3 separate regions of the Mus musculus genome follow, and regions 1 and 2 are each linked to region 3. The links are chromatin loops, found by intact Hi-C in ENCODE. Cell type or tissue: heart. All regions are shown on one strand.

The links. Hi-C counts contacts between places; a loop is a spot of excess contacts. Peaks named below come from ENCODE experiments on the same cell type or tissue, not always from the same donor. Only the 100,000 strongest peaks of a DNase experiment are listed, where the experiment ranks them.
Region 1: a loop joins it to region 3, with 2.0 times the contacts of the local background. A loop is called at or near these places in 9 of 42 quality-filtered maps.
Region 2: it touches region 3 in a loop (2.5-fold over the local background); 10 of 42 quality-filtered maps call a loop at or near these places.

The regions. Positions count from the first base shown.
Region 1 is chr7:49,479,594-49,487,593 of GRCm38, forward strand. The region is part of intron 10 of Nav2 (neuron navigator 2); the gene reads left to right. Among named protein-coding and RNA genes, the nearest start is that of Gm51447, 45 kb to the left of the region's middle. In heart, a CTCF peak has its summit at 4,627 (motif pointing right); no DNase peak of the experiment used is centred here; H3K4me3 peaks cover 1,789 bases; H3K27ac peaks cover 2,879 bases.
Region 2 is chr7:49,501,221-49,509,220 of GRCm38, forward strand. All of the region lies in intron 11 of Nav2 (neuron navigator 2), which reads left to right. Among named protein-coding and RNA genes, the nearest start is that of Gm32694, 54 kb to the right of the region's middle. In heart, no CTCF peak of the experiment used is centred here; a DNase peak (open chromatin) is centred at 4,071; H3K27ac peaks cover 7,689 bases.
Region 3 is chr7:49,553,572-49,561,571 of GRCm38, forward strand. It overlaps Nav2 (neuron navigator 2), which reads left to right. Exons shown (of 39, transcript NM_175272.3): 17 at 644-688; 18 at 3,339-3,499; 19 at 5,137-5,325. It overlaps Gm32694 (a long non-coding RNA gene), which reads left to right and starts at 5,956. Exons shown (of 2, transcript XR_003946637.1): 1 at 5,956-7,492; 2 at 7,705-8,000. In heart, no CTCF peak of the experiment used is centred here; a DNase peak (open chromatin) is centred at 4,920; H3K27ac peaks cover 4,000 bases.

The DNA.
Region 1 (8,000 bases), 74 kb before region 3:
TAGTCCCGGGAGCATCTAGAGCGTTTCCTGTCTCTACCTCCCACTCCCCACAGTGTGGTACTGGGATTCCAGCTGCTCACCTTTGGAAGTCCAGCTTTTATGTGGATCTGTAGGGTCAGAACTCACGTCCTTAGGCTTCACCCACTGAACCATTTCCCCAGCTCAGGAAGGACTCTTCTGACAGTGCAGAGACTGTGATACTCCTGTGGCTACCACATGTTGTCTGCTGCGCTCTGAGGTCATTCCTCAGCCATGACCTCACCAAACATAGAGATCTCCAGCAGGTAGACGGTTCCAGGGCCAGGAGATCTCTCAGTCTAAACCTCTAGTTAACTGATATTTCAGAAGGGACTTGAGGTTCTGAAACAATTTCTACCAAACCCTGACCTGAGGTTGAGGGCACAGCTGGATCAGCTTCACCCTAGGGCCTATTAATATGGATGATATTGCCTCTCGCCACAGAGGAGTCCAGGACCAGTTACTGAAGATTTATGTTTTAAATTATAATGACACTTTTTCTTTCTTTTTTTTTTTTAAGATTTATTTATTTTATTTATGTGAGTACACTATTGCTGTCTTCACACACACCAGAAGAGGGCAGTGGATACCATTACAGGTGGTTGTGAGCCACCATGTGGTTGCTGGGAATTGAACTCAGGTCCTCTGGAAGAGCAGTCAGTGCTCCTAACTGCTGAGCCATCTCTCCAACCCTATCATGCATGACACTTGTCACATCATGACAACTAATTCTTAGGGAAACTGAGGCCCATCTTGCTGATTTCAGGATTTAAGGTGGCATCTCTGATAGGTTCTTCCCAGGGTAGAGTTACCAACATGCTTGTTTTAATTGCATGTATGTAAAAACAGTGACCAGGAGAACCCCCGGGAGCCTTTTTTTTTTAAGTGTTGGATTATATTCTATGATACTAGTCTAGAGGATATGGGATTGTTTTCTTATTCTTTAAATTCGATTTATGTGTAAAGATGTTTTGTCTGTATATGTGTCTGAGCCTAATGCCTGCAGAGACCACAAGAAGGTACTGGGTCCGCTGGGACTCTATGGGTGCTGGAAATTGAACCTGGGTCCTCTGGAAGAGTAGCTAGCGCTCTTAACCACTGAGCCATCCTTCCGGCCTCTGTACACGTGACTTTTGCAGAGCTAAAAAACAAAACAGAACACAGAAGAGCTCACATGAAGATAGGTATCAGTTATCTGTCAATGAAATGGGCTTGTGAGTGGCAAACATGTACCACATTAATATAGAATATTGACATAGATCAGACTTTGAAGGGAGGAAGGAGCTAGGAAACTCAATGATTATTGTACAACTTTCTTACAAACCCTTAAATGCTCTGAAAAATCAAGGTATTTAAAAATAAAGTAAAATTTAGTTTGAACTCTGCTAAGGACAGCCTACAGCCAAGAAGCCATGGCCCTGGAAAGTGTATTTTTCTCCGAATCCCTGGTGATTTAAGTTCATCTATGTTGCGAGACTTCCTGGGTATCAGTGCGTCTCTGTTCAGCATGTTTGATGCCAAGAAAGAGCTCAAAGGGGCTTTGTCTAGAGAGCAGTCTCCTGTGTGCTCGGATGCGTCTCATCTTTCACAGGGTGAACAGAAAGCTTCCTGCTGGTGCTAGAAATATTTGCTGCAATCCACACTAACAGTTGAACCACAATAAAGAGAATTCAGTCAAGACAAAATCCCAGATACAGGGGCGGGGATGGGGGTCGGGGCTGCTTGCCCATTTTTCCAAAGCTGCCGGTGTTTCTTCAGAGGGATGTGCAGTAGTTCCCATTTTAAACAAGAGTTCTCATGGATCACGATGAAGATTTTACACATGCTCATTTATTTAGATAGGAGGTGCTAAGGACACTGGTTGGACTTCTTGGCTCTCTGTCCACCCAAGGATGCATTTCATTAGCATAGTTATAGCATTTCAAAAATTAAAACTCTTGGGCCAGAGAAATGGCTTTGTCCCATAAGCATGAGCTCAGTCCCCAGATTCATGGATGTAAGGAAGAGAGGAGCTGGGGTGATGGCTCAGTAGTTAAGAGCACACGTTCCTCTAGCAGAGGACCCAGGTTCAATTTCCAGCCTCATATGGCAACACACAACCATCTCTAACTTCACTTCCAGGGGTTCCAGTGCTCTCTCCTGGCCCTGAGAGATACCAGGCATACATGTGATGCTCACGTAGTCATGAAGGCAAAGAAGCCACGCACATAATCTGGCCTACACACACACACACACACACACACACACACACACACACACACTAATAGAAGAAGAAGAAACTTCAGATTATTTTCTTTGTATTGTATATGGCATTATACCTGTTCTTGTGTGTGTATATGTGAGTTTTTAACTCTGTTTGTGCTTGTGGATGTGTGCACATGTGTGTAGAGCCAGAAGTTGACACTAGGTATATTCCTTTGCTGGTATCCACCTTTCTTTTCCTTTATTTTAATGAGATTGGGTGTGCCAGTTAGTCAGTCTTATGTCAATTTGACACACAAACTAGAGTTATCTGAAAGGAGGGCATCTTGGTTGAGAAGATACCACAATAAGAACCCAGATGGAAGGTGTTTGCTTAATTAGTGATTAATGGGGAAGGGCCCTGCCCATTGTGGGTGGTGCCATACCTGGGTAGGTGGTCCTGGGCTCTGTAACAAAGCAGGCTGAGCAAGCCAGGGAAGCAGCACCCCTCCATGGCCTCTGCATCAGGTACCGCCTCCAAATTCCTGCCCTGTTTGAATTCCTGTCCTGATTTTCTTCGATGATAAGCAGCAATGTGGAAGGGTAAGCCGAATAAACCCTTTCCTCCCCAACTTATTTTTGGTGGTGGTGTTTTGTCTCAGCAATAGAAACCCTAAGATGTAGGCTATCACGGTGTAGGCCCTGATTGGCCTGGGCCTTTCAATCTAGATCAAGCCAGCCTACAGTTCACGGAGATCCATTTGCCTCCCCTGTGTTTGGATTAAAGGCATCCACCAACACCCATGACCGCTTCCGTTTTTAAGACAGGGTCTCTCACTGGACCTGGAACTTACTGATTCACTTAGGCTGGTGGGCCGATGAGATCCAGGGATCTGCCTTACTCTACCTGCCACCCCCAGTACTGGATTTACAGAGTCCACTCTCCTACTTACTGCTTTTATACAAGTCCTGGGAATCTTAACTCGGGTCCTGATACTTGTTAATAGAAAGTCTGTCATCTATTGAGCCATCTCTTAGATGACCCTCAACACCACCACCTCCAATTGAAATTCTTATAGCACATCTATCTATATAGGATAAGCTAAACTGAAGTCCTCTGGAAATTAGTGTTCCATGGACTTTTATTAAAATATGGAGCAGCTCTTGCCCAGCAGTGGTTGGTTGTGGTTGCATGCTTTTAATCCCAGCACTTGGGAGGCAGAAGCAGGTGGATCTCTGAGTTAGAGGCCAGCCTGATCTACAGAGTGAGTTCCAGGACAGCCAGGGCTACACAGAGAAACCCTGTCTATGTATGTATGAATGAATGAATGAATGAATGAATGAGTGAGTGAATGAGGAGCATCCCACTGCTTTTTACAGAAGATGCACAGACCAGGGTATCACATTTTAGAACTGTGCAGACATCTCCCCTCTTGGATCCATCACTCTGCAAGGAGCGTGGTAAGGATAAAACAGTGAAAAGATGAGTCAGAGTCACCTGGGTGCTGAAATCAGAGGATCAAGGGAATAACAATGCTGCCAGGTACCACTGCTGAATCCCACCCCACCCCACCTCCTGCCCCTACCTTACCACCTCCCCCACCCACCTGCTGTGAGTCTCAAAGTGGGGAAGCCATTGCCCTGCTGAAGGAATAGCACAGCCACTCAGCAAGTCATACTGTACCTTGGAGGCCTGAGAGCCAGTGCCACTGATTGCAAATGTGTAAAAATGGCCTTCTAGATTCAAAGAAATCTGACTTTCAGAGTTTCCGCTTTTAGGTAGTGGCCTCAAAACTACTCTTGGTTGAATTTGTCTTTAAGGCTTTATGTGTAGGGCCAAAGAGATGGCTCAGCATTTAAGAGTACTGGCTGCTCTTCCAGAAGTCCTGAGTTCAATTCCCAGACATCACATAGTGGCTCACAGCCATCTATCTGTAAATGGGGTCAGATATCCTCTTCTGTCATGGAGGTCTACATGCAAATAGAGCACTCGTGTATTTAAAAGATGTTATTTGCAGTGTTACTGAAATATTGCATATGTCATAAAATACCTGTCCCACCCCCACCCCAAAGCCATAAGAATTCAAAGGGTTTGATGTCTCCCACAATGGTGCACAGCCATAACCTAGAACCCAAGAGCTGAAGGCAGGAGGATCTCAAATTTGGGACCAGCCTGGGCTACAAAGTGACACCCCAGTCTAGAAATATACAAGCAACAGAGGCATGCCAAGAAGTAGATATAACAGAGGGACTATGTTTCTTTGTCTGCAGTCCTCTACCTCCCATACCTACTCCCGCTCACCCCTACCCACCCCCCACCTATCCCCTACTGGGCAGAAATCACTGCTTTTGTTGTTGGGTGTTTGAGTCAGCAGGGAAGCTAGCTGAAGCAGTAAGGTCCGACTTGAGCCACCTGGGCAACCGCCAGAGGGTGCTGAGCCTGCTAGCTTGTAAGAAGTTTAATTTGTTGCAAACCCCACATCCCAACGAATACCCTGTGTTTGCCTACAGCGTGCTCTCTTCTGTGCTTAATTCTGTGATACCTGGTTGGGGTCTGGATCCTGCGACCCTGTGATTGCACCTCCACTCCAGCCTGTCTTTCTCTCCCCCACCCTGCTCTCTGTGCTCCTGCGGCCTGCTCAGGCTCCATCTGATTAGCTTGGCAACCTCTTTCAAGTGCTCCCTGGAGGGCCAGGCTCTGTTGACAAGGGCCAGCCAGAGTAGGCTGCAGACCTCCTGGGTTCACTTGTACTGTGGCTGCCCGCCCGCTGGCCTGCCTGCTGCCTGCCTGCCTGCTTCTCTCCATCCAGAGAACTTTTCATCCAAGCCAGGATTGAGATGGATGTGAATTGCAGAAAAGCCAGGGAAGGAGCTCGTGTGCTTTGAGCTGAGAACCTCCCCCAGCGGAACAGTTCACAGTTCTCAAGGTCTGTTTGCTGGGGTTATGTTCCCGGTGCTCAGAGCTGAGGCGGCTTAATATGGCTACAGGTAGCTGGATGGGGAAGCTAGGGATGTAAGTAGAACTCTACATCCTCCTGGAAGGAGAAAGGTTGGAAACCTGGTGAGGTCCTGAGGAGCTAGCAGCCCCCAGGGACAGCAGAAAGCGGCACAGAAAGGTAGGAAATGTGTCCTATATCCCTCAGCCCTAGGAGGGGTTGGGAGGGTTCCAGCAAACGGCTGAGGAGAGGGTGGGTGTGTGCCCAAGGATTGCCTATAAAGGCGCAGAATGAAAGCTGGGAGCTTTCCTACCTGCCCCTGCCCTTGTGTGTGTGTGTGTGTGTGTGTGTGTATGTGTGTGAGTGTGGGTGTGTTGCCCAGTTGGGGTCATTTGTAATTCTAGTCCTGTCACCACAGGGAAACTTGAGCTCTGACCCTGTATTTTCTCCAGAAACTGCTGTTGGTTTTGTTTTCTTTTATGTCAGCCTAGGGGACCCATCAACAGGAAGTGATACATTTTAGTATCTTTGACTGGGATGGCTTTTATTTCCTTGAAAATAAGAATATTCTGTGGGGAGGGTAGTAGAGACACTGAGAGGATGACACTGTTTGCTGAGTGACATGTGTCACGCTCTGTCAGTGTGCCACACTAAAACTCCAGGGCAGATGGGACCTGAAAGAAAAAAAAAATGAGTGTCGCCATTTTAATATCAGCACAGAAAAATTGGCCTCGTTTTTTTTTGTGATCTCATTTTTGCATTTCATATGCATCATCTTAAATCAGACACAGCAGCTGCCCCACCCGCCTTTGGTAAAGACCCGGCGCCTTCAAAGGGATTAGGCAGCTCTGCTAGGCTGGCATTCAGCTTGTCCCTCTGTGACCCAGAGGGAGGTTTAGCCATCTAACTTCTAAGAGGCCCTAAGCTAAAAGGATCTTTTTACAGGTTTGTCCAGAAACTCAATTTACATCCTAATAAACTCAGAGAATCAATGTCACGCTGGGCTGTAACCCTGCAGCGTGCCTTGAAGAGCACGTGTTGTTTAGCTGCTAAAATGTGGTGGTCTGGGGCTATCAGCCCCCCTCCTGCTCCCTCCCAGCTTTATGCAACACCATAACTGTTGATGTACGTGCTGGTGTATTTATGTTGATATTGGCAAGGGATCTCACCTATGCCCATTTGCCTATGTTCACTTCTAAACTAAAGCTGTGTCCAAAAACTTGCAGACAGGCTGATAAAGTCTTTGAAGAAAAGTAATCGCCAGGCCCGATGTGCTTTTCCGCCTCCCGTTCCTGCTTTCATTTCTTGCAGCAGAGAGCTATTTCCTTTTCACTGCATGCGCGTGCTGCTCTAAGTGCACTAGAGTGAGTCCTTCCTTACCTGTGGTTCCTTCCCCACCCCCACCTACCCCTACCCCCAGCCCCCAGCCCCACCTCCAGCTCCATCCACAACAGTGACGTCTTTCCAAGTGAAAGACCCCCCCAGCTGAGGCAGGCTAGGTAGAACTGTGAACTTGGAAGGTACAAGGACATGTCACATCCAGCCAGTTTCACTGGGCTCTGTGGTATTACCTCACTGCACTTAGGAAGGGAAAGGATCTCTTTACCCAGTCTTCGATTCTGTCTAGTGTTTGTTCCAATGGACGCTGTGGGGTTCCTTAGCTAGTGTGAGTCTGAGGCCAGCCTGATCTACAGAGTATGTTTCAGTACAGCCATGGCTACACAGAGACACCCTGTCTCAAAGAAACAAAACAAAACAAAACAAAACAAAACAAAACAAAACAAAACAACAACAACAAAACCAAAGGGGAAAAAGGAGGGAAGGAAGGGAGGGAGGGAGGGAGGGAGGGAGGGAGGGAGGGAGGGAGGGAGGGAGGGGAAGGAAGGAAGGAAGGAAGATAGGAAGGAAGGAAGGAAGGAAGGAAGGAAGGAAGGAAGGAAGGAAGGAAGGAAGGAAGGAAGAAGGTGTCTTGTGGCTGGCACATGGCCTTTGCAATGGGGATACGAGGTCCACCCTGCAGGTTTGCTCATTCCCTAGAAGTCAAGGTGATTCAGCCAGCATGAGAACTGGTGTTAGGGAAAAGTCTGTAGCAAAATATATTGGTGAGAAAAAAAAATGCTCATCAAAAAAGCATTTGGTGTATGAGGAGCAGAAGAGAAGGCCCAGAGGTGTGTATACTGCTCTCCCAAGGGACCAGAGTTTGGTTCCCGTGAAACCTACATCAGGACGTTCACAGCATCCTTGATGCTAGCTCAAGAGGGTCTTCTGTCACCTGCACACATGGGCACATATCCACACACAGTCATACATGTATAGACATCGTTAAAAACATAAATGAATAGGGGGCTAGAGAGGTGGTTCTGGCTGCTCTTCCAGAGGATCTTCATTTGATTCCCAGAAGCCTCATGGTGGCTCACGAACATCTGTAACTCCAGTCCCGAGGGACTCAGCACCATCTTGTGTTCTTCCTGGACATCAGACATGCGTGTGATGCGCATATAGATAGATAGATAGATAGATAGATAGATAGATAGATAGATAGATAGATAGATAGATAGACAGATAGATAGATAGATATATCACAAAACACCCATGCACATAAAATGAATAAAAAACTTAAAACTATAAATATGTCTTGTTAAAAATAGGGTATGGGATGATGGCAGCATGGAAAATCCAGTGTGCTCTTTGAAACTGAAGTGGGGCCTGGTACTTGGCCGCTCTCAGCCACATCTGCATCCCTGCCCTTTGTCTCGGTTCCCTCCCATGCAGTTGACTCTCCTCCCTTTTCACTGGTGTTCCAACCACAACAAACCCCTTCCTTCCCTTGGCTTACCTCTTCCATTTCCCCTTCCTGCTTCTGTG
Region 2 (8,000 bases), 52 kb before region 3:
TCCCGCACAAAGGGTAACTTAGGGATGCTTTTAGCCACCAATGCAGCATCTCCTTCAGAATAGTTACATCCTATATAAACAGCCAGCACCCTGTCGGCACCAGGCCGATCACACAAGCCGACCTCTCTACCATCTGGTGTGGACCCTTGTAGTTGCTTTGAGACTCGGCAATCTCAGGAAGAGAAGACTGGTCCTCACTTTGATTTATCCCATTCATCCCTAGTGCTCAGTGACACAGAGTGGCTTGGGGTGAGCTCTGGGATTGTGTGGAGGCCAGTAAGTAGGGGCTGAGGGAAATGAAGGATAGCGTGGCTCAGTGGACTCCATCCCCCACTTGCAGATAGCAGGTACCTGCTCTCAGAGCTCCACACAACTTGCCTGGAGATGAGGGCAGAGGGAGTCACAGCTCTTCAGTTTCTTCAGTGGCAAAATAACACTTAGGAAGAAACATTTCCTTTTATTTATTTAAGTTCTCTGGACATGGCTCACGCACACCCAGACAGTAGTTGAAGCCCTTGAGAGCATGTAGAAAGGTGTTGTCGTTTGAGGAGACATCTGTTGTGTGGACTTTGATGGGGTACAGATACATCCATTGGGTCTCGTATTCCCTTTTAAAACGTGGGTGCAAGAAGCCCTTTGGGTGCTCACAGACCTAGAACTTATATTCGATGGCTCATTCTCTCCTTCCCTCTCCCTCTTTCCTTCTTCCTTCTCTTTCCCTCCTCTCCCAAGCAGTGAGGAACAACTTCCTGGTTTTCTCTATCCAGGGAACCCTGATAAACTCAGATCCTTTCTGTCCTGGGATACCTTTATCTTTTGGTTTTTCCTTGGTTTCTACCCAGAACCTAAGCCTACAGGACCTTTTATCCATCCAGGGTCCCCACAACTGACACATTGCTCTGGGGGCATTTGTGTGCCTTAGGATGTCAACTTTGGCTGCCGAAAGGCAAGCTGGGTACAAGCTCCTTTCCCATGAGAGGAAACTGCACGCTGCCTGTAACCTGTTTGTTGGCTGTCTTGGCTTTGCACAGAGCCTTGTTCGCCTCATGCTAACAGATGCTGCCTGAGTGTCTAATCATTGCACCAATATTAATAAGACCATCAGTGAGGTTACTGGATTTGACAAGTCTTGTCATGGTCTCCCTAGAGATCTATAAATCCTTCGACCTTGCCCCCAGGCTCCAGCAACCTAGGACACGAGTGTCTCTCCTCTGAGCTTTTGCTGTGACCTTCAGACAGCCAACTACCACTATAACTTTCTTCACACACCTCAGGGCTCCGGAGCCTTCCTAAAGCTTCACAGTGGTGGCTTCCTGCTGCACATCGAACAAAAGACAGACCTACTCTGTAGCCTTCAAATCTGTGTGTTCTTGCTTTTGGCACCTCTCCGGCCTCACTTCATCCACATTCTCCTGGGAAGAGCCATGCCTTCCTCTGGCCCCCTTGACCTTGCTCACCCACCATGCCCTGCAGAACTAATGCACTGCCATCCTCCCTGTCTAGAGTGGGCTTCCCACGCCTCTTTCTTATCCTCTTCTTCCAGCTCACCTCAGAGTGGCTGACCTCTTCACCAACCTCAGCCCTCAGCTATGAACTGTTTATAAACTGCTTATCTTAGGTATGTGGGAGAGTATGGTCAAAAACAGACACATCTGGAGAGTCTATGGTCCTGACCCTGAACCATGTGAGGAGAGTGGGGAACAGCAAGGCCGAGAGGAGATAAGAGAACAGGGTGTAGCAGCTAGGAAGACAAAGCTACAAAAAGGGTGGACCTACAACAAGGTCTTCTGAGTGGCTCAAGCTTGAACACAACATTCTCCTGCCTCAGCCCCCCAAGTACTAACATTACAGTCCCACAGTGCCAGGCCGTACCCCTTGTTTTCATGCACGCTATCTTACCTCAGTGTGCTTACCAGTGTGAGCATCAGTAAAACAAAACCAGGTCAATTCTGCTTCTGGGCCAACCTTCTCTTCTAGAACAGTGCCCAGTTCAGAGAGCATGCTCCGTTTACTTAAACCAGGAAGGATGACTAGACGGACGAATGATGACTGAGCATGTATTAGTTGCTGTGATAAAACAATGACCAGAAGCATCTTATAGGAGGAGTTTATTCACACTTGTGGTTTCAGAGGAATAAGAGTCCATCATAGTGGGGAGGCATGACTGGTACAAGCAGCAGTCATGGCAGCAGGAGGAGGAGGAGGCTGAGGGCCTACGTATGTATGTCCATTTTAAGATTTATTTATTTTATATATGAGTGCTCTATGTGTATGTAGACCTGCATGCCAGAAGAGGGCATCAGATCCTAGTATAGATGGTTGTGAGCCATCATATGCTTGCTGGGAATTAAACTCACGACCTTTGGAAGAGCAGCCGGTGTTCTTAGCCGCTGCACGGTAGAGGTCAAGAGAGTTAGCTGTCCTGAGTCCAAGTGTGTCGGCTGCCGGTTTTTCTCACCTGGTAACCTCAAAGGCGATGAGATGCCCTGCTGTTCAAGGTTAAGGAGTTCCCTCCATCCTTAATAGTTAGCCAATGCCATTCTATGATAGATTAGAATGCCTGCTGGCCAGTGTCAAGTTTCAAACCCTGGACCAGTGGCTAGGATGCCTGGTCTCCAGGTTCTCTCAGTGTCCCTCAGTCAGTCCCTACCTGTTACAGGGTGTGGCTGGCATACCCTGCCCTCTACCCTGAACTCTCTAGCCAAGGGGCTGGGCTACCCTTCCCCCAGAGGCTCTTCCCTATATAATCCAGACATTTTGCTTATCCACCCTTTTTATAGCTTTGTCTTCCTGGTTGCTACACCCTGTTCTCTTCTCTCCTCTCTCCCCCGTGCCCCTCCCCACACTCCTCACATGGTTCAGGGTCAGGACCATAGACTTTCCAGATGTGTCTGCTTTTGACTATGCTCTCCCACATATCTATCATAAACTTTCTCCTCCACCATACCTAGAAGCAGTCATGTCCTTTCCCCCTCCCTCTCTCCTTCCCGTGCTCTCTCTCTCTCTTTTCCCCTGTGCTCTCTCTCTCTTTCCCTGCTCTCTCTCTCTTTCTCTCTCTCTCTCTGTCTCTCTCTCTCCCTCTCTCTAATTCAGCCAGTGTCATATGATAATAATGGATTAGAAACCAGCAGCCACTGCCATTGGGTGATGGATTAGAAAGCCTGACAGCCAGTGCCGTTCAGTGATAGATTAGAAAGCCTGGCAACCGGTGCCATTAGGCAATGAGCTAGAAAGCTGATTTCACAGATGAGAACTGGGGGGATCAGAAGCTGAAGTGACTGCCTCAAAACACCAGGTTATAAAATGGGCCCTGTCAACCCTAGACCCAGCCATGTGGCCACAGTGTCCTTTTCATTGGTGAGCTCAGCTCTTGCTAGTCTGCTACTTCTGCCCTGGTCAAAGTCTGGTAGAGGGTGGAAGTAGAAACTAGAAGGCCTAGGACCCCCGGTGGGTAACTAGCAAAAGCTGAGGCACACAGCCTGGCGGGAGGTCTGCTCTGACTCCCCCCAGGCAACATCAGAGGTGCAAACCTGCTAAAATCCCCAGCAGAGGTCTTGAAACGGAACATGAAAGAGTTTGTGACCCTGTAGACTTGAACTTCTCTCCATGCCAAGCTATAATTCCAGTACTTTTTGGAGCAAAAGATCAGAACCATAATTTGCGGAGGGCCTCCGAACAGGCGCTGATTATGTTTCAAGACAAGCTGAGGACGGAGCTGCCTTGGAAGGGATTGGGGAGGGAGGCATAGTGTCTGGCTGAAGCAATTAAATGTAGTTGGCTTCTCATTTTAAACAAAGGCCCCCAGGAAGCCTCCAGAGAGCTGAAGTCTTAAGGGTCTGGAATAAAAGGGTGGGGGGCGGGGGGGGGGGGGGGGAGTTGGCCAGCTGGGGAGCTCCTGTGGGCTGACCTGCCTTCAGTGTCCCCTACAGGAATCTGGGAGGGAGGCCTCCCTGAACAAGCAGCAGTCATGCTAATGGTGTGGCCTCTCTGCTTATACCCAAGGTCAGCTTCCTGTGCTGGGGTTGAAGTCCCTGCAGGGAACTGGCACATGGCACCTCTGCTGTTGTTCCTTGGCTGTCCTTTGTGTCAGTCGCTGTGCTGGATGCCAGCCCTGTTCTTCAGAGGTTACCCCAGCGCTGTGACCCTCCAATGAAGGTCTGATCTATTAAAAAGCCTTTGGGGTTCCTTGTCACCCTCTGTCACCTCCCAACCTGGCCCTGCCACCTCCCTGGTCTCATCTCCACTTCTCAACCTGAGTACCAAGTGCTTCTAAGGCTGTATGGGCTTCTGGTGGCTTTGCAGGCTGCAACCCTATCCCAGCACTTCCTCTTGCTTGGGCTCTTGCTCTGGGCCAGGCTAGCACACACACCCCTTCAGAGTCCCTCTAGCAGCTCACTCCCTTGATCACACAAAGGAGCCCGTGTGGTCCTTTATTTTAACTTCTAACTCAATCTTAAATTGTTTTCTATTTCTGTAATGCTAGGCTTAAAGACTTAAGTTTTATTTGTCATGAGGTTCCCAGGACCTAATAATACAGGCTCTGACACATAGCAGGTTGGCCGAGGTGACCTGGGGATATGGTTGTGCCACCTATCCTAAGCCATGCATGCTACCATACACTGAAAAACACCAGAAACCAGGCATTTATTTGCTCTCTGTAAGCCACAAGGCCCAGGTAGAAGCCAGCATGAAAGATTCCCACAAGGGCCTTCCTCCTTCCATCCTCTCTAATAGAAACAGTACTAGGGAATGTTCTCAAGCCCTTTGAAAGGCTGCTAATCCTACTTAGAAGGGCTCTGCCCTCACTTCCCAAGGACAGCTGCAACCTGCAAATACTCCCACCCTGCCAGGAATGACAGACAGGAAGGATCACCCTGCAGGTGAGGTCCTATGCTGGGCTTATGGGCACATGGAGGCTGGGCTGGAGCTGTCTTCTGGGATACCAACACCCTTCGCATGGTGCAAAAAGCAGATCAGGAGCTGCTAAGGGAAAGGCCCGGGCACTTAGACCGTTCACATTTCCAGATCCAATGGCAGGGCGGGACTATGGGAGTGTTCCTGAAAAAGCCGGATCAGACCTTGGACAAGTCGGGGGAGGGGAAGCAGTTCAGGTGGGGCGGGGGAGCTGGGGGAAAAGACAAGAGTCCAGGAGTTCTGCACTGGGAAGAGGCAGTCTCATCTTGGATGAGACCCACACCACCTACCCTGTGTCCTTGGAGAATAAGCCTCCCCAGCATCTGGGAGCCCATTATGTCAGAGGTCAGCCCTGTGTCTCTGCGGAGAAACCTCCCCAAAAGAAGACCTTGATAGACAGAAGCAAGCAAATAGCTGACTTATTTGCAGATGCCCTGGGGCCCCTGGTATTAGAACCTCCAGCATCTAATGATTAAACACTATACAAACACTGGGTGACCAGCTCTCCATGTAAGTGGGCTGCAAAGCCAAGAGGGCATGGCCCTCCCAGCAGCTGGAGAGATGCTTTCTATGCTAAGCAACGCACCTTCCAATTGGAGCCCAGGAGGTCACTGTAGGAGAAACCGGGTGCTGAGTGCTGGGAAGATGTGCAATGAGTATTAAAATCCAGGAACTACGGCCGGTGACTGGTGGGCTGGATTCAGGTGAGATCTGCACCCAACTGCATACCCAGCTCTGAAGGAAAGACTGGCTTCATACCCCCTTGTTAGATGGTACAGCTGACTCAGAGTGGCTAGTTATGAGTGTGGAGTCACACAGGAAGCAGATGTACCAGCTAGGGCTGTAAAGATGGCTCAGTGGCACTGCTGCTCTGGTTCTGACAGCCCAGGTTTGAGAGCAGAGGTCCCCACTGTTGCTAGCTGCCCCAAGTGACTTGAATCCAGGGCTCCTCTCCTTTAGCCTGGATTTGGATGTTCTTGTTATAGTTTTGCCATGCTGTTATTCATGTCTGGTTACTGCTAGAGAGTACAGAGGACTCGGGTGACATTACAAAGTATACAGAAGACACCGGCCTTGCTTGTTGGTGAACCTTGGGACCCCTGAGAAACTGGATCCAATTTCTGGGGCTCCTTAAACTCCAGAGAGCTTACAAAAGGCTTATACCCAGAATTCCCCAGTTCCAATGGCAGTTGCTACTCTACTGACCAGTGCTGTGGTGGTGCTGGCCACAGCCGCTGATGTCTTAGGTTTCTAACACTGTGAAGAAACACCATGGCCAAAAGTAAGTCAGGGATGGAAGAGTTTACTTGGCTTATGTTCCCATATCATAGTTCATCATCAAAGGAAGGCAGGACAAGAACTCAAGCAGGGCAGGAACATGGAGGCAGGAGCTGATGATGCAGAGCCCATGGAGGGATGCTGCTTACTGGCTTGCTCATTGTGGCTTGCTCAGCTTGCTTTCTTCTAGAACCCAGGATCATCAGCCCAGGAGCAGAGCCCTTTCCAATCAAACACTAAGAAAATGTGGTACAGCTGGGCTTTATAGAGGCATTTTCTCACTTTAGGTTCCCTCCTTGCAGAGAACTCTAGCTTGAGTCACGTTGAGTCACAGCCTGCATAGTATACCCACTGGGAACAAGATATTATACTTCAACTTTAGTCTCCATCCCAACTAACTTTGAGGATGAGGGATCACTAAATGATGTGCAAGCATTTGAAGATGGAGCTGAGATCAGAACCCTTGGCCTTCTGTGGTGATTTCTTCCCCTGTCCCAAAAAGCAATGATAAAGTGCCTATAGAGAGTCAGCTTATAGACTCTCTTCTGTATGCTGTTACAGAAACCGAAGAATCAGGTCATTAAGGAATGTGCTGTCACATCCGTGTGCTCAGGGTGTGGGCTCAGGACTTTTTCTGGAGGTGCTGGTGCTATGAGCCATTTCTGACTTGTGGGCACCGCTTCGTCTGTCTGCACTGACTGGGTGGGCTGTGTTATTTTCACCAAAGAAGCCGACCTGTTCCTCCCTAGAGTGAGAGAAATGTCAACGTAGAAGAAAGGACTCTGAAGAGTTTAAATTTAGCTGGCGGCATGTATTCATGTGCCATGCACCCTAGGCACCAGAAGATAGGTGTGACAGGTTGGCTGGGTGACAAAAGCCAGTCCTTGAAAAACTTTAGGTCTCCTTTGGAAGGCTGGCCAGGCTCATCCTAGACCTGTGCCTTGCCTGGTATATGGACTGCAGTAGGATGGTGGAGAGGCAGTGCAGAGGCTGCTGCTGTACTGACATGGGGAGGGGGGACAAGCTGCCATGATGTCAGCACCTGCTTCCACTAGCCCCTCACCCCTGTGTCCTATTGTCCCATTGTCCTGTTGTGCTCCTTAGGACTTGGAAGAGTAGCTTCAGATGGGAGGAGAATGCTATGATCCTTACCCTTGCGTTCCTGACGTTTCACGTGGGTATGCCAAAGTACCTTAAGGAAGGATTTATTTTTTGGCTCAGTTCAAGGATACAGTCCACCACAGAGGCAGAATCGTGGTTACATTGTATCTACAGTCAAGAAGTGGGGGGGAAGGTGTGTGTGTGTAAAGAGTGGTGGTTGCCTGGCTTATTTTTTTATTCAGTGTAGGACCCCAACCCCTGGCATAGCCTAACCATAGCCAATCTGTCTGCATCTGCCTCTGGGTCTTTTCTCCTCCTGTTTCTTCTTGATTCTCCCCTCCTACCTGCTGAGGTCTAGAAGCTTCCAAACCTTCCCCAGTCCACAGCAGCTGGCAGAGCTATAGAAACACAAGCAGAAACACGGCCTGCTCATGACCGTGAGTGAGCAGAGTGGAGGCTGTCTGAGAGATGGAGGCTCTATGAGGATCACTTATCCAGGCTGGGTCGGGGCAGCAGCCCACAGACCTTGGCAATGGGGGAAGTGCGCTATGGGAGAAGACTAAATTTAGTCACATGGATGGCTTTCTCTGCTTCCTGTGTCTTTGATCCACTTGGCAGTTGAAGACTCAAGTTCTCAGATCTCTCTTTTGTCCCCTGGTTATTTTGTCAGATAAACCATTTGGACAGAATGGTGTGTGTGCCTGAAC
Region 3 (8,000 bases):
ACCCCCTTCACCCCATCCACAGCACAAACTTTGTTTCTGTCAGACTTAGACACCAAGCCCCTGCACTTTAGACATTCAGATGCCTTGACTCTATCAGCCAGCAAGTTCCAGCATGCCCAGGCTCCTGCCCAGGGCTCAGCTTCTGGCGACGCCCTTGCTGGGCAGGAACAAGGAGACATTGAGAGGGACCTGGAATTTACTTCATCACACATGAATTCCAAATATGCAGACTGCTGCCTCTTGAAACCCTCCAATGAGTCTCTGCCCCTTCTTGAAACCTTTGCCAGAGGCAGCAGGGTTCGGGAGGGGAGCTGAGGGGTACAATAGGTGGGATACAGGGCAGCACAGACCATGCTCCTAGATGATACAGCCCCATGCCTTGGCTTTGAACCTGTGGAAAAGGAGGAACAGTTGGGGTTCACGACTCAGGCCACCTTGTGAAGTGGGGTAAAGTATGCACTGGCGTGGATGCAGACAGGACCAGGTTTCTTTTGTATACTGTGTGGACGTGCTGCATGCCTGGCTGGTGGTGGGCGCCTGCCCCTTGGGGGTCCTCGTGCCCCTCCCCAGCCTTCTTGCCTTCCTTCTCTCAAGTCCCCTGTGCTTCTCTGAAGTTCTTGATTTTGTTTTAACTTTTCTACAGTGACCCGCACCTTGATAGGAACACTTTGCCTAAGAAAGGACTCAGGTATCTGTCCCCTCCTTGTACCCATGCCATCTGTTGTGGCTGTGGAGCTTGGCTGTGTCATCCTCATTGCTGCTGGGCTGGGCTGGGCTCGGCTGGGGTCCCTGCTTTGGCCACCGCAGCTGGATTTTTGGATGACAGACCCCTCTCTCATTCTCATCTCTCCATTTGTGGCTTACTTGCTTGAGCAGGGTCTGTGCTTTGTGAAGTTTCATGTGGCAGAGCCATCTCACCACCAGCATCCCTGAGCCAGGAACAGTGACTGCTCCTGGTGGGCCGGCAGGAGGGGTGCTGAGCACGTCATGATTGTCCGTATACACACAGCCGCTTCCAAAGGAGAACATGACTTAGAGCATGCGGCTTTGTCAGCTGACCCCATTTTAAAACTCTAGCTGCTTCTGGCTGGAAATCAGCTCCATGGTAGAGCATTAGAGCATTTGCCTGCTCTACATAAGGCTATGGGTTCAATCCCAAGCACCACCAAATAATAATAATAATAATAATAATAATAACTTAAAAATACCTTTGTGGCTATGAAACATCACTAAGAGTTGTCTTAATGTCCTAATTAATGAGTGGGTCAGCTATTAATACCCATCCAGAAATGCATATGATTGGTTTTTGGTGGAATGAAAAAATAAAATAAAAACTGAACCAAAAAAGAATGCTTTTGCTTCTGTAGTAAGCCAGGCCTCTGCTGCTTGTTGGTGCTAATCCTGATGAAGCAGGATGCTCTAAGTCACCACTGCTCAAATCATGTCATCACTGTCACCAGCCTGAGGTGCTTCAGTTCGCTCACGATCCCTGTGGACCTCTGTCAGTTCTGCCTTCTTTAAAAAAAGCCTTGCTGTTTGTAGCCCTGGCTTCCCCCTGCATTAAGCGTTAAGTATTTTCACGTGAAGTGAAATGTCGTGTTGCTGTCTTGTGTGTGTCTAGTTAATAACCCAAGGCTCTTAAGACCCAGAGCATTTCGAACGTTGTTAACATGAGGTGGGTATCAACTCAAGAAGGCATGCACTGATGCCTCCCAGTAGAGTTCTGCTCCATCGTGTGTGTCCCGCTGGATATGTTAATGACTGATGCCACCATTGTCCCTTGTCTTTGAGACTGGGTCTCATGTAGCCCCGACTAGCCTTGAACCTGCTATGTAACTGCGGATGATCTCTGGACTTTTGATCCTCCTGCCTCCACTTCTCAAAGTGCTGGAATTGCAGGCTTACACCAACAGTGCTGCCCATTGATCCCAGGGCTTCCTGGGCCCTCAGCAAGCACTCCACCCACCGAGAGAAATTCATGACCCACTGTTACCCAAAGAGTCAGGAAGCTAACTTTTAAGTAGTTACATTTTGAAATGCTGTGTGCATGTCTGTAGGAGATCTATTAAAGCTATGTAGTTCTGGATTTTTAAAATTGATTGTCTAAACATTCAGGATGGGGTTTTATGACAACTATTTCCAGGCACCCGATGTGCCTTTCGAGGGTGTATAGCCATCAACAAGAGTGAAAACAGACTTCTCATTCATACTGGTTTTCTGTCTAGCTTGCCTCCTCAACACACTCATATTGGGTAGCAAATTCCTGATCAGCAGCCACCCCAGCAGTGTGGGTACTACAGAAGTTCTGGGCGCTGCCTAAGGGAAGAGAGAAAAGAGCGCGGAGTTTGGAATCAGACAAGCATGGGTTAGAATCTCAGCCCTGTGGTCCCCAGTTTCCCAGAGCGTATAGCAGGATCCATTATGTTGCGTTCCTAACTTGAAACCTTAGTTAGATGATGCATGTAATGATACCTAACCTATCAGAGATGCTCGATAAATCTTCCAGTTTTGGGATACCGGAGCTGGTGGACCCCATGACTCCTGAAGACTTCCCCACATTTGACACAGCAGTGTGTGGTTCTTTTCCTGAAACCTGTCAGTGCTACACTGTAGCAGTTAAGGGGCTGGACATGTGGCTCAGTTGGTAAAGTGCCTGTGTAGCATGCAGAAAACCCTGAGTTCAGCCCACAACTCCCTGTATTTTGTAAAGTATACACAATTAGTCATGCCTCTAATACCAGCACTTGGGAGATAGACGCGGGAGGATCAGAAGTTAAAAGTCATCTTTAGCTATGTGGCAAATTCAAGAACAGCCCGGGCTATTCGAGACCCCGCATCACACAAACTGCAGCAGCTACTGTAAACACTAGCACCCCAGGTCTCTCCAAATGCCACCCACTAACACACAGTGATTCGTGACCATTCACTGGTTCTGCAGCGTGCACATGCCAGCAGTTAGCTCATTAAAACTTCCTCAGAGCACTAACAACAACCCCTCTTCCTGACAGGGAGGGGGCTTTGAGGCGACCCTGTCATGAACCAGCATGTTCCAGTCACACCCAGGGATGGCTCTTTTGAACATTTCCAGCCTTTCTCCCTCTTAGGTGTTCCCTGCAAGCTGAAAGGAATTATAATTTTCCCCAGATGCAGCCAAGTAGGAAAAAAAAAAAAAAAGTTTTGAGAAACTTCATAAGTTTCAGGGCGTGCAGTGATCTGAGCTTTTTCTCCCCCCCCCCCCCCCCATCTTAAATATAGCTTTCTTTGTACACACTCCCCATCGGCTGTAGGGAATGTGTGTTCATAAGGGCTGTTCATTCCAGCCTGGTTTCTGTCTCCAGGTATACACCCACCTCCCAGCTTCGCACGCAGGAAGACGCCAAAGAATGGTTCCGGTCCCACTCAGCTGGGGGCCTGCAGGACACTGCTACCAATTCCCCCTTTTCCTCCGGCTCCAGCGTCACTTCTCCTTCAGGAACAAGATTCAACTTCTCTCAGCTTGGTGAGTCGCCGCTTGAGCCGCACCGGTCCACTCTGCAGGGCTGAGGTTCTTTTGTGCTTTGAAACAGGCACGTGGCCACATCCTTCTCAATATCTTTTTTTTTTTTTTTTTTTTTTTGGGTTTTCAAGACAGGGTTTCTCTGTATAGCTCTGGCTCTCCTGGAACTCACTTTGTAGACCAGGCTGGCTTCGCGAACTCAGAAATCCGCCTGTCTCTGCCTCCCAAGTGCTGGGATTAAAGGCGTGCGCCACCACGCCCGGCCCTTCTCAATATCTTAATCGGCCCTCAGCCACACAGTCAAGGAAACAAAGAAAAATCACAAAGTCCTGGGTGCTCTCGCCACATGCGACTTAGGATGGCCACAAAAAAGGCCAACCCTTAAAACACTATGAGATTTGTGTGTGTGAGAGGTTTTTGAAACTCAGTTGTACTCTATGGAGCCTGGACTTAGTAGATAACATAAAATCTGAGGGTCAGACACACCCACATACATAGTCTTTTTCCTGCGGTTCGTATAGGGAAGATTGTAGGGGGCGGGGGCATACCTCCCCACTACTCTGGGTGCATCCTGCTTCTCGGGCCTCGTGAAGGAGACCGTTTTCCAGCCTACTCCCCATTCCTTTATGAAGCCAGAAATAAGTTTTAATGAACAAGTGTTCTTGGAAATGGCTGCTGCAGACATAATGTGTTGACTGGCACGCTGAGAGGGGAGAAGGGTTTGTGTTGGGCCCTGCTGGAATGCTGAGGGATTCTCTATTAGAGACAGACACATAGGTACAGATTCGACAGACAAAAGTATGAGAGAACAGTCTAAAGCTTTGTAGCAAATCAGCAAGACGACAGGAGAGATTCCATCTTGAGTTACAGGAGAGTCGGGTGCCTGCTATCAGCGGATGCGTGAGGTAATGGAATGCAGGTGGGTATTTGAGGACTGGTCACTGGAGGGAAAGAAAACCCTTTTGGTCTCACCATTTAGAAGAGGCTTTTGTGAGTGTTCTAGACTTCCCATCCAGTCTAAGTGATGCCTGTATCTTGTCATCACTGACGTGTAGTTTTGCTCTTTATTAAGTGTATACCTCCAAATACAGCATGCCTGGCCAACACGGGCAGGGCTTTTGATGAGGAAGCTCAGCCTAGCTCAGGGAAGTGTGTCTCTTTGCATGCTCTTGGGAGGTGACTCCCATCTGAGCCATGAGACCCACGCTTGTAGTGTTTGTTCCCAGCCATAACTCTTTGCAGCGAGAGGCCCTTGTCATGCGCAAATGCTTCCTATCTGATCAAAAGCCTATTTGGACTATTTTGGGCTTTTGGCTTTACAGAGAATTGTTTCAGATGAACCCGGGGAGTAATTAGCTCATGCCTGGAAGGTGACACTGGCCTGCCTGAACGTGCCAAGTTGGAACGTGAGGCCCTGAGCCTTGCTTTGGAACTGACCCGCCTTCCCTCCCGTATTTTTAGCTCTAAGCCTGTAACTCAAATGCTGATGCGACTACCTTTTAGAAATAGACAAGGGAGGGAAGTTGGCAGGCACACACACACACACACTGCCGGCGATAAGCAGCCTCTCCCGATACCCCATCTGGGATTCAAACAGAGCTATGGATACCCAGCATCTCATTCTGCTCCTCTGGTTCCAGCGAGCCCCACCGCTGTCACCCAGATGAGCTTGTCCAACCCAACCATGCTGAGGACCCACAGCCTGTCCAACGCAGACGGCCAGTATGACCCCTACACCGACAGCCGCTTCCGGAACAGCTCCATGTCTCTGGATGAGAAGAGCCGAACAATGAGTCGGTCAGGCTCCTTCCGGGATGGGTTTGAGGAAGGTAAGAATTGAAGGAATTTGCCATACTAGGTCTCTTGGCACAGCACACTCGATGGGGCTCCCTCCTCTGGTCACTACAACTCTTCCCTTGCCTCCGGGGTAGGGATGAGGGGCTCTCAACTAGGAAGCTCTGACCCTCAGGTAACCTTTCGGGATACTTAGGGAGGAGGCCTCTGCAGCAATTGCGGACCCTCAGCATTGACTGAGTTCTGCTGCCTGAGGTTTCTCTCCTGGCCTTGGGCCATGACTTCTTGGCATGCATCTCCATCTTCCAGCCCTGTTGCTGGCTCACTTTGTTGGCAGAGACTGCACTGAGTTCATCTCCCTGTGCCCCTCAGCTTCGGGGGAGGGGGGCAGGCAGCCCTGTTCCCATCCAGTATTTTCTAGCTTGTCTCAAGATAGAGTTTCTCAGTTTTTACCCTTCTTTCCTTCTCAGGCTGCCAACCATGGACATTTATAGCTTTGTTCCTTGTAATCAGAATTATGGAAGGAAAGTTCTACCGGTTGCTTTGTCAGCTACCTTCATAACTCACTTCATTTCTCTCACCCTCTGCTCCTTCCCTTGAGACATTGCCTTAGAGGAGCCCCATTCTCCAAACACTGGGCTTGTGGGAGGCCGGATGCAGGCTGAGCAAGGAGTGATGAAGAGAGGGGAGGTGGGCGGACCAAGGATGAACCCCAGCTCTACCCCTCCTCGGGTGCCAGAGCTTAGACCGGATGCCTCACCTTTTTGTCTCCCTTTTTCACTGTGAAAATGAAAATGGTTAACATTTGGCTCATGGAGCTGTAAGGATTCAGAGATAATACTTGCAAGGGTTAGCTCTTTGCTAACTGCTGCTGCCGTTTGTGCGTGGTAGCCTGTGGGCACGACGTCCAAGCTGAAGATGAGGATTCATGAACTTGCGGACCCGGCCTGGGGGGTGGGGTGGGGGGAAATGGGGACGGGGACTGTCTCTGTTGGAACCATTTTGCTAATAGCAGGACAGAGTGTAGGAACGACTCCCTCAGCTCTCGGTCCCCGTATACAGTGGGGAATAGGCTCAGTGTGCTCTGCTCCCAGTAGAAAATCCCAAGTAATAAGGGAATACAAGAGACATACTTCTGCTTCTTGGTTTTCGTTCTAAGAAAGGCTGAAAGGACTTTTGGGATAGAGCAGGCACTTCTTGGTGACTTGGGACTCTTCCCCAGATTTATGTGCCCCAGCAACCCTGAGCAGAGCATGCTTGTAATCCCTTATATGGAAACTGCTGGACTGGAGGATAAAGAGGAGAAGAGCCTGGGTGGCTGAGGGCATTACGTTAGATTTAAGGGCTGGTGTTGTAATGACTTTGAGCAGCACAGTGGGGCACATTCCTGCCCTAAGGCAATGGAGGGGGACGGTTGCCTTAAGTTCTTTCTAGTCCATGATTGGTCAAGAAGAGCTGTAATGTGCCTCCCTCTGTCTCTTCATCTGTCATGTGTATGTCTGAGGGAATCACAAAATAGTACCAAAACTTGTCCTGACAAGTCTACACGGTCCCACAAAGGCCAGGGACCATAGCAGACTCACCCTCGGCTAGCTCTTAGACAGTCCTTCAGGAATCAGCCTGACTTGCAGACCATCTGGGATAGCAGATGAAAAGTAGGCCTGGTCTAGCTACAAGCATCACCTCAACTTTGGCAATCACACGATTCCTGATAACCCGGAGCCGAATTGCCAAGGCAGGGTTAGAACAGTAAGAGAGGAGGTTGTTACGGCACCGTGAAGTTGTGGCTTCTTCACCTTTGGGAACTTTATAGGGCTTGTGTAATTAGAGGCTTTTAATCCCTTTGAGTGTAGTTTGTTTTTGTTTGTTTGTTTGTTTGTTTTCCATTTTGAATTGATAAGTTACCAGTGCTATGAGAGAGACTTGGGGAAGTCAGACCTCAGGCCTGGCCAGGAAATGTTTACTCTTTTCTGTGAGGCAGGATTGATGCTTAGAGAAAATTAGCAGAGGTGTTTGTGAGCTGGTACTGTTTACTGAGTGCTTTAGAGCCACACTGAAGGCGATGGGAATCATAACCAGGTAGAGCAGGCGCAGCACGTCTTAGGTGCAGCCTTATGAAGTCTTTCAGGGAAGTTCATTACCGTAGACTCGATGTAATCTCAAAGTCAACTTTGGTACAAGAACGCTTAAGAGAGGTTGGAGGTGTCTTTTTTTTTTTTTTTTTTTTTAAAGATTTATTTTATTATTAATATATGTAAGTACACTGTAGCTGTCTTCAGACACTCCAGAAGAGGGAGTCAGATCTTGTTGCGGATGGTTGTGAGCCACCATGTGGTTGCTGGGATTTGAACTCTGGACCTTCGGAAGAGCAGTCGGGTGCTCTTACCCACTGAGCCATCTCACCAGCCCTGGAGGTGTCTTTAAAGTGGGTGTTGAGGCCAGAGAGATGGCCCAGCAGTTAAGAGCTGTTAAAAGCATGTACCACCATTGCAGAGGGATTGGACCCCAATATTTAGCACCCACGTATGGTGCCTCACAGTCCTGGATCTTTTGCCTATCGGAACATTACATAAAGGATTAGAAAAGCACTTCAAAACACACCAAGAGTTCTTTTTAAATTATTAACTTTAAAATTACGTTTGTCTGTTGTGTATGCACAAATACATACATATGTGTGTGTTACGCTATACACGTGGAGGTCAGAGGACAA